Regions from separate parts of the Mus musculus genome. Here region 2 is linked to region 1. The links are chromatin loops, found by intact Hi-C in ENCODE. Cell type or tissue: left cerebral cortex. All regions are shown on one strand. Links, peaks and the distances in the headings refer to the core of each region. The heading gives the core; the rest is flanking DNA. Region 1 overlaps Agbl4 (ATP/GTP binding protein-like 4). Region 2 has its middle 54 kb from the start of Dmrta2os.

What was found. A loop is a pair of places that touch in the nucleus more often than their neighbours do. Peaks named below come from ENCODE experiments on the same cell type or tissue, not always from the same donor. Only the 100,000 strongest peaks of a DNase experiment are listed, where the experiment ranks them.
Region 2: it touches region 1 in a loop (3-fold over the local background); 10 of 42 quality-filtered maps call a loop at or near these places.

Annotation. Positions count from the first base shown.
Region 1 is chr4:111,624,190-111,628,581 of GRCm38, reverse strand. The region is part of intron 11 of Agbl4 (ATP/GTP binding protein-like 4); the gene reads right to left. Among named protein-coding and RNA genes, the nearest start is that of Spata6, 94 kb to the left of the region's middle. In left cerebral cortex, for the core only: a CTCF peak has its summit at 1,962 (motif pointing right); DNase peaks (open chromatin) are centred at 1,964, 3,193 and 3,426.
Region 2 is chr4:110,031,334-110,035,725 of GRCm38, reverse strand. No RefSeq gene overlaps it. Among named protein-coding and RNA genes, the nearest start is that of Dmrta2os, 54 kb to the right of the region's middle. In left cerebral cortex, for the core only: no CTCF peak of the experiment used is centred there; a DNase peak (open chromatin) is centred at 2,784.

The DNA.
Region 1 (4,392 bases), core at 150-4,149:
ACCTTGAGAACTAAGCCAATAGAATGCTTAGCACAGAGAGACAAAACACAACTTTCCAGGCACCTTCCCTATGCCATAAATATTTCCTTCCCACAATCCCAGGGGGCAGAGGGAGCCTCTTGCACATGACTTTTACTAAAATGCTTCTCCAAAGGCAAGAGAGCTTGGGATATTGTGGTTTGCCCTCAGCATACTGAGTAGACTCAAACTGCAGTCAATTTTTGTATGGGAAAACTCAAGAGTAGAGGTCTCTTTGCTTTAAGACTGGTTGTCCATGGTGGTGAAGACAAGTCTCTGCCCAGGACACCAGATGACCTCTCGGCATCTCTCTAACCTTCTGGGAGCCCCAGTGATCACAGAGTACTGTGCAGCCTGGGAAGAGCCATCAACCCTTCCTAGAAGCCAGTCAGGGCATGAAGTACTTATATCAACTCATTTTCTTCTCACAAAGACCCTGGGAGGTTTGTATTATTATCTCTATTCAGGAGGCTCAAGCCCAAAGAGGCCACAGTAAGTTGTCTAGAGCTACACAGGTTTAGAAATGAAACCAGACCCATGTCATTTTAGAGCCAGCATTTCTAACTGCCTGGCCCTATGCCACTTGCTGACCCTGCTTTTCTCCGCATCTGTGCTGAAATATATGACAATCTTTGAGGACAGCTAGAAGGATACTGTCTAGACATGCTTGCATTATCCTTGTGTCTGGTTAGGCCACAGGCAGCTGGATGCTCAGACTGTGTTTTAGGACCGAGTCCTTGGCTCTCATGAAGGATCACTGTGAAAGATACCCATGTCTCATGTGATCCATAGGCTGCCCTCTGCTGAAGGAGTACTCATGAACCAGAGGCCAGAGCCCACTCTCCTGGGCTTCCAACATGAATCTCTCAGACAAATGTCTTCTTAGGAGTTCGGTGCTGGGAAACATTCCTTGTTTCTTTGTGGTACTACATGCTTTTGCTTCAATTTGCCACAAGTCATAAATAAATTAGCAAATACATTCAAGTCACACTGGTGGGTGTCCTGTGGGGCCTTAGAACATGACTCCTTCCTTACCATAAAACTTCCTTGTAAGATGCACTATGAATAGAGACTCCTTGACGTCAGATACCCTTCAGCTGACTATACCTTACCTCGGCTCAGAGTCCCTTATCAGTGCTTAGACAAGAAGACCCATGTCTTTCCTAGGGGAGACAGAGGAGAGAATAGAGCACAGAAGGAAGTTCCTTCAAAGTGAAGGAGAAGTCTACAGTTTCCTGAAAGACTCAAAACAATGATATTTGATTCTGAATTGTAGTGCCAAGAAAAAAAAAAGGAGGGGGAGGGAAGCTTGGAGGGGGTTTTGAAAAGAGGACAAGAATAGCAGAAGGCCTGCCAGGTGATATGGCTGAAAGGGAGATGAACAATATCGTAGGGACTGCGTGCCACACTCAGGACACATGACTTCATTGACCCCTCAGTCAGGTACAGAGTCAGAGCACTAAGTAACCTTCTGAAGTCATCTCAATGGAGTGCTCTGGGTCTAAATGTGATATGAATACAAAGCACTAAGTACAAGGTAAGAGGGAAAAGAACATAAGAAAGAACTGAAGTCATGGGAAGGGGGAAGGGGGCTGAGTAGGGTTGAAGATGAGGGAGTGAACAAGGTGAGGGAAGGATGCAGACAGCCACACATGAAACATACATGTGTCTAAGAAAGCACCAAATAGATGAACAGACAAAGGTAATGGAGAAGAGGAAGAGAGAGTCAAAGGGATGGCCGGTAGGGGATAACGCTCATGCTAAGACCTAAGAGAAGTCAGGAAGTGCAAGCCTCCCTCTTCCAGATCCCCAAAGATAGCTGGGAGCTGGTGGTGGTGAGGGCAGAGCTCAGGCGGTAGCCTAGACAAAGGAAGGGGTTGTCTTCAGTCTTCTGGTGGGAAAAAAACTGGCTCTCTATGGTAGCCATGCACCCCAGGGCCAGGAGGGGGCGCTTCAACCTCAGGCAACTGCAAGGAAGCTGCTGCTAGAGTCTTCAGGTGTCTCTGTGAGCCAGGAGGGAAGGAGCCAAGCCAGGAGTGAGAAGCCAGATCTCACCAAACCCCCAATAGTTCTAAGGGTTCCTAGCCCTATGGCTAGCACTTCTCCCATGCCATCAGATCAGTGGACATGAGTTTGACACTGAAATTATTTGGGTCCTCCCTGGCTGTCCTCATGCCATCAAGAACCACCTCTGGGCCTGTCCCTGTCTCCATCTCTTCCAGATGGCTTTCTGTTCGAATGGGTAGAATGCCTCCCTCTTCACCCTGCATGCACCCCGACCCCCACCAAAAATCTCTCCCTTTGTGAGTGGAACACTTTCAGACCCACCTCTCCCCTACGCATTTGATCTGCACAACCTCATGTACTAGCTAAATCAGAGAGAACTGAAAACAGAGGGAGGCATCAGTGGTCTGTGGTCACGTGACCAAATAACCCCCAGCACTTCCCAGTCACTGAATTCTATTAGGCAAATCCAGGTCTCTTAACTCTCATCCCTGTTTTTTCAATTCCAGATTAGGGAGAGAGTGGGTTCCACACATGTGTATAACTGAGACCAAATGTGAAATCTCAGCCACCCCGAACTCCAGCCTCAGCCAAGCTCCAGCACTGTCTTAATGCTGACACTGATTACACTGTGACTTTGTCCTCATGAAATAATTTATTTAATTTAAAAAACAAACAAACAAACAAAAAGCTGTGCTGGTGAGAACAGATTTGGAAGTCTAATCCCAGCGAAATAACTGAGTACTCCAAACACATAGCTAAGAAGACTACTATTTCAAAACCACAAGAGCCCCCTAAGAATCTCAGAGACACCTGGTCCAAGCACATTGCCTCTAGTCTGATAGCCCAGAAATGAATAACTTGATTTCACCTAATACATTACTTGGTTAGAAAGAGTAACAATCGTGGTGCAATTTACTGAGTGCCTACTACGTTCTTGGCAATTGAACAGGCACTGGAGTATATTTCCCAGTGTTTGCATCTACTCAAAACACCCCTGTGAGGTAAGTATTAGAATGACATCATGGCAGATTAGCTGACAGAGAATCAATGCAACCAAGTCATTGGAGCCACACCACTGGTAAAAAGCAAAACCAGGATTTGCATCCGATCCAGCCTGGCTGGGGAAGGTGCTTTCTTCCTTACCCTGTTATTTAACATGCCAGCTGTGAGCTACAGTTCTGCTATAAGCTTCATCACTTTGTGTCTTCTCTTCAAAGACCATATTTTAGTGGGGTGATTAGAGGACGAGAACATGGGGAAGAAGCCCTATTAACCCAAGGCAAATCTGTGTAGACTGAGAGCTCTGGTCCTGAGCCTCCTCAGAGTTCCCTCCAGCTCCCTCCCTCTTTGGAGACACATCAACAAGCCAATCACGGCCATAGCCCAGCTAAAGGCCCTTGTCTCAGACAGAGCTGGCAGCTGCCTCCTCTTATTGGCAGCACATTTATCATCTTGAGGAAAATATTGACGGAAAGAAACCCTAGCCAGGCAATGTGTCTCTGCCGGGTGTGCAGCCTGGGGTGAGACGTGGTGTTGATTCTGAGGTTGTTCTATGGAGAACAGCTGGTGCTCCAGGAGTCTGACAAATTCCTAAGAAGGACTATGTCCAGCACTTAGTAGATGTCTAACAAATGTGAGTTAGATCCAAATTCAACTCTTTGAATGAAGTTTGATGGTTGAAGCTCTTTGTCCAAATCCATTTTTAATAGTTAGGATCCAAGGAGGGAAGTAGAGAAGTTTGCTCAAAATCATATAGCACATCAGTGGTTGATGACAGATTAGTAAAGAATGTGCTTTGTGAATCTCACATCAGAACACTGAGAAGGTCACTAGGCAAACTCCAAATTGCTAGCATGGTACCATGGTGCATCTGCCTAGCTCAGATGGCCCTGGGAGCTGTCCTGCCTTACCTGCCAGGGTAGGTGTTTCCCCTGGCACATTGCTAGGGAGTGGTGGTCCTTTGCCAGATGACCTCACATGATCAAGGAGGGAAGCAGAAGCAGCTCTCTCGGGGCTCTAGCTATTGTCTAGTCTGGTCTGCCTGCATGGACTTCTGCACCCTCCTCCTCCCACACTAGACCTTTGTGATGGTACTTCCTTGATACATCTCTTCTCACTCCTGGTGTCCCCAAAGCTGATCTAAACACTTTCTGTCTGCTCCACACTCCCCTCTTTCACTATACTGTACTAAAGTCACTCTCTGATTGTCTCTACTGACACATTTCTAGGTAGAGGTCAGGACTTGCTCTGTGTGCCCTCAGACACAAGCAAGAGGCTGGCATATAGGAGATGCTCAGGGAATCAATGCCCTAGTCCTGGATCCTCTTGTCATTATCCTATGTGCACAGGCTCAGAATGGGGCTGCCA
Region 2 (4,392 bases), core at 311-4,310, 1.6 Mb after region 1:
CTATATAATATCCACACCAGTGGTCTAGGTGGTGGGTGAGCTCTGGGAATCCGGCTCTGTTTCTCCAATGCTGAGATTACAAGAGTGCGCCACCTCACCCAGTATTTTAACACTTTAGTCATTTCTGTTACGTGTATGGGTGTTTTGCCTGTGTATATGTGCACCACATGTTGCCCACAGAGGCCAGAAGTGAGTGTGAGATCCCAGAGGGCTGGAGTTACAAATGCTTGTGAGCTACTTAGTGAATACTGAGCTTCAGGCCCAAAGCTCTTAACTTCACGGAGCCATCTCTCCAGCCCCAAACCCAACGCTTTCTGAGGATGTGGAAATCAAACTCAGCTCCTTCAGCTCGCACAGTCAGCACTTTAACAACTATCTTCCTCTTTCCTTATTCCATCCTCTAAACTCTCTAGTGTTTGCTGAAAGCCCAGACTGAGATAGAGTTCAGAGTTCCCATTCAAAGGGGCTTTTCTCCTCAGAAGACAAATTACTTAACTCAGCTCTTACCTCTCCTAGGAACAGACCAGGTCCTCCTGTCCTCAATTCAAGTCTTACTGTCGTGTGCATTGGTGGGATGGTGGTAAACACAGCTGCTTTCCAAATCTTAATATTGGCATCCTGAGGCCAGGGCCAGCGCACCACCCTGCAAACCAGAACGCTGGAGACTCTCCTCATACCCACTGCCAGTGTCAAGAAGCTTCCACCCTGCTCTAGACAAGTTACACCTTACGTTGTCTCATTTAATCCCTAGTTCAACCTTCTGGAAGGCCATCAGCCTTCTACAGATGAGGTAACTGAGGCCAAGAGGAAGAACCAAACACTCTGTAGCATTCAGAAAGATATCCCAGAGGAAATAACACGAGACAGGGAAAGGTAGATCTTCCCACCAAAAGAACGGGGCTCCCAACCCTTCCCCCACCTCCAGTGCCTTTGTAGCCCCCTTCATGGCCCAAGGTTGTTTTCAAACATTCAAATACCCGTATGTTCAGAGACCAGCCAGATCCAGCAGAGGCATAAGTTATGGTTTTTCTTAGGAGAAGCAGATTATTAACAAGTACACCAGGGTCGGCAGATGTAGATGCCAGGCAAGAAGGAGAACGAGCTGGGGACTTCTCCTAGAAAGAAGAGGACGGGACTGGTGTGAGAGTCCTCAGGATGCTCAGAAGTGAGATGTGGACTCCACCCAGGTTTCCCAATTGGTAGGAGCAGGTAGGGGCCTTGGGTGTGACCTCAGCAAGCAGATTCTGTCCCCTCTTCTCTAGTCTACACCTAAGTCAGGGTGGGGTCAGCCTAGTCCTACATTTGTGGGTCTGGATGTCTAGGGAAACTGGGGAAAGGATCTGGCTCAAAGGAGGGGTAGTGAGAAAATGGTGGGAAGGAGGCTCTGTCAGGGAGGGTTCCAGTGGTCTTCCCATCCATTTTATACTACTTCCCCAAAGCAACTGAGTCTGTGAATATTTGCCAGCTGCTGAATCAGGTAAATCCTGGGGTCTCAATGATTCAACACAATGGAAGTTTATTCCCTGCTATCATTCCTGGATGGACAACCTTTCACATGCCCAGGGACCCAGGACCCTTCCACATTGTGGCTCTGCTCCCTACACCCACCTAACTGTCAGAAAAGTTGGGAAATAGTCTGTGTGTCCTTGGGATGAGGAGACAAGTTTAATGAAAAAGGAAAGTCTTTGTCACTGCAGATCACCTATTGGCACTTAGAATCATACAGAACCAAAGACTCATTGAATGTAAACAGTATGAATTCAGAGAATGTTTAAACGTGGACTCAGAAAACTCTCGTCTCATGAACCCAGAATTGTAAAACAACCCTTCCCAAGACTCTGGAGAGTGTCAGTGGAGATGTCTATCCCCTTCGTAAGGTTTTAATGTCCTTGAGGGAAAGCAGGTGTCTTCTGCACCGCATATGTCCATAGCACGCCAGTTCCTGTTCACTGTAGTGGTTCCAGAGGGGGTTAGAGAAAGGTAAATGGGGCCCACTGAGCACCAGGCACCCCTCGAAGCACCCCGAATATTTAATTCTCCTACTTTTCACAACAGCCCCCATCAAATAGGACTTTGATTATCTCTACAGTTGACAGATGGGGGCAGGAGGACTGAAGGCAAGAGACCAAGGAAGCACACCAAGGTTGAGACATTTAGAAACATCCCAGAGACATCTGCAGACAGGTAGATGTTCAAATCAGGCAAGCAACTTCCTCATTTCCCTTCACCCTCTCCTCCAGTTGCAAAAGAGAACGACAGTAGTCATCTGGGCCTGGCTTGAGGTATGAATATTCTTGCAGGTGGAGGACAACACACTTTGTCACTTGCTCCCCAAACTTCTTGTATGCTGTCCCCATCGCAGTGGGAAAACTGGCAAGGCCATGTTCATTTCCGGGGGTGGGGAGGAGATTGAAGTCAGTCTGAAGCAGGGGCTATGCAAGAGCTTATCTACCCACTCACTAAAGAGACCTCACTGGCTCCATCTAATTAACAATAAACCAGATGCCCCAACACAATCCCCTTCTACATCTGTAGCAGGCTGACAGCCTAAAAATGCCAGCCTCCTCCTTGTGTGTCAGCTAAATGTCATTGGCGACATTTGATGCAATTCAGAGATGAAAGTAAATCCAATATTATCGCTGACTAAATAACCACAGGCCTAATCAGGGGGCCCCAAGCCCCAGAGCACAATGGGGGGAGAAGGCAGCCCAGCCTACAGGAAGGTAGGAGAATAGACTGCTTCCAAAATAACCAACCACCAGCTGCCCACGGACAGCAAACCAACTTGATGCCCTACTTCTGCTGGGAAGGATTGGGAGTGACAATCCCCAAGGCCAGCTGTTGAAGGACAGAGAGTTGTCCCTTCTCTCTGGAACTCAGTTCTTCGCCTGTTACAAGAACACAGGCAAAGCAGTACCTGCAGAGAAGAACTCATGCCATCATGAAGGGCAGCAATTCAGTCACCTAGTCAGCCCTTATTTACATGAGAGACCCAGGTCTGGGTGCTGGGGTGTAGCATCTCACGCAAAGACTCTAAGCACCATGGACATAGACACCAGTTCTCCCCTGTACAAACTGTATCTCAGCCCAGCCCACTAGGAGCTCAGATATCTGTGCAGTGAATGAACACAGGAGTGAATGAAGAAGTCTACTTGCTGCCCCCCCCCCCAGGCCTAGCAGCTCCTCAGGAGGCTGTGTGGTCCTCAAGAACTGAGATCAGGTATTCCTTGTCTCCTGGTGTCCAGTGCCCAGCAGAGCAATGACAACCACGATACAAACTGTGTTAGTTCCCACCGTGTGTGATGCAGATGAGCAGGGTGGACAGGCGGCTTCCCAGTGGTTCCAAATCCTAAAAATATAAAAGAGCATGAACCCTCCATATACACTACGAGACTGAAATCAGCATCTCCGATGAGAGGCAGCTGGCCACAAGAAGTTCCAGGTGTTATCCTGAGGAAGACGCGGTGCTTACACAGGGTTCTAGACAACAACGCGAATCACGGGAAACATCAGACAGCCCAAAGTGAGCAACGAATCCTCTGAAAAGGGGCCTGGAGGAGGAAGAGGTGCAGGGAGTGGCACACTGTGTCTTCAAAAGTGTCACCGTCATAGAAGACTGAGGAGCACTGAGGGCCTGCTTCAAGCCACCAGGAGCTAAGGAAACATGACAACGAAATACAACAGGGCTCCGGGGCTTCATGAAAGCTTCAGGAGTGGTTTCTCCTGCTTTTAACCAATCATTCCAGATTGAGTGTCTTAAACAACAGAAGTGTATTTATGATAGGGACCCCTTTAGAAGGGCATCGTTCAGTCTATAACAGTCAATAATTGAGAAAACTTTTGAATCAATCTTTTAAGTGTGTTGAAGCTACTCCTAAAATACATGCCTTAAAGCATTTAGAGGCAAAGAGCTGTAACGTGTTGAATTTCCTCTCAGGCAGTTCTGGGATTATATTTGTGTGTGATATAGGAGCGGCAACAATAAGGCGGATGCAATGCTATACCATAGGTGCTTCTGTGCAAATAATTATTAATAATAATAATAAACATAAACTATTTTGAATTTTTATGTAAACTGGAATTGATTTCCGAATTGTAAGGGGCTGTTTCCACTGGAGGTTGCTCAAGAGTAGAAAAGCAGGGGCCCTGAAGTGGACATGTAAGGGTTCTTTGCAAAGTCAGTTGTGTTGGATGGTGTTTGGCTGGGGCAAACACGTGAAGGAGTGTTTTCCTGAAGTGGACACAGATGAATGGCTGAGGCAGACTTATGAAGGAACATTGTGCTGAAGCAGACACAGGAGGAAGGATGTTCTGCAAAAGCAAGCGTGTGAAAGGACATGTGATGAAGGATTCTTTGCTAACAACACAGGTGTATTGGTCTGCCATACATTG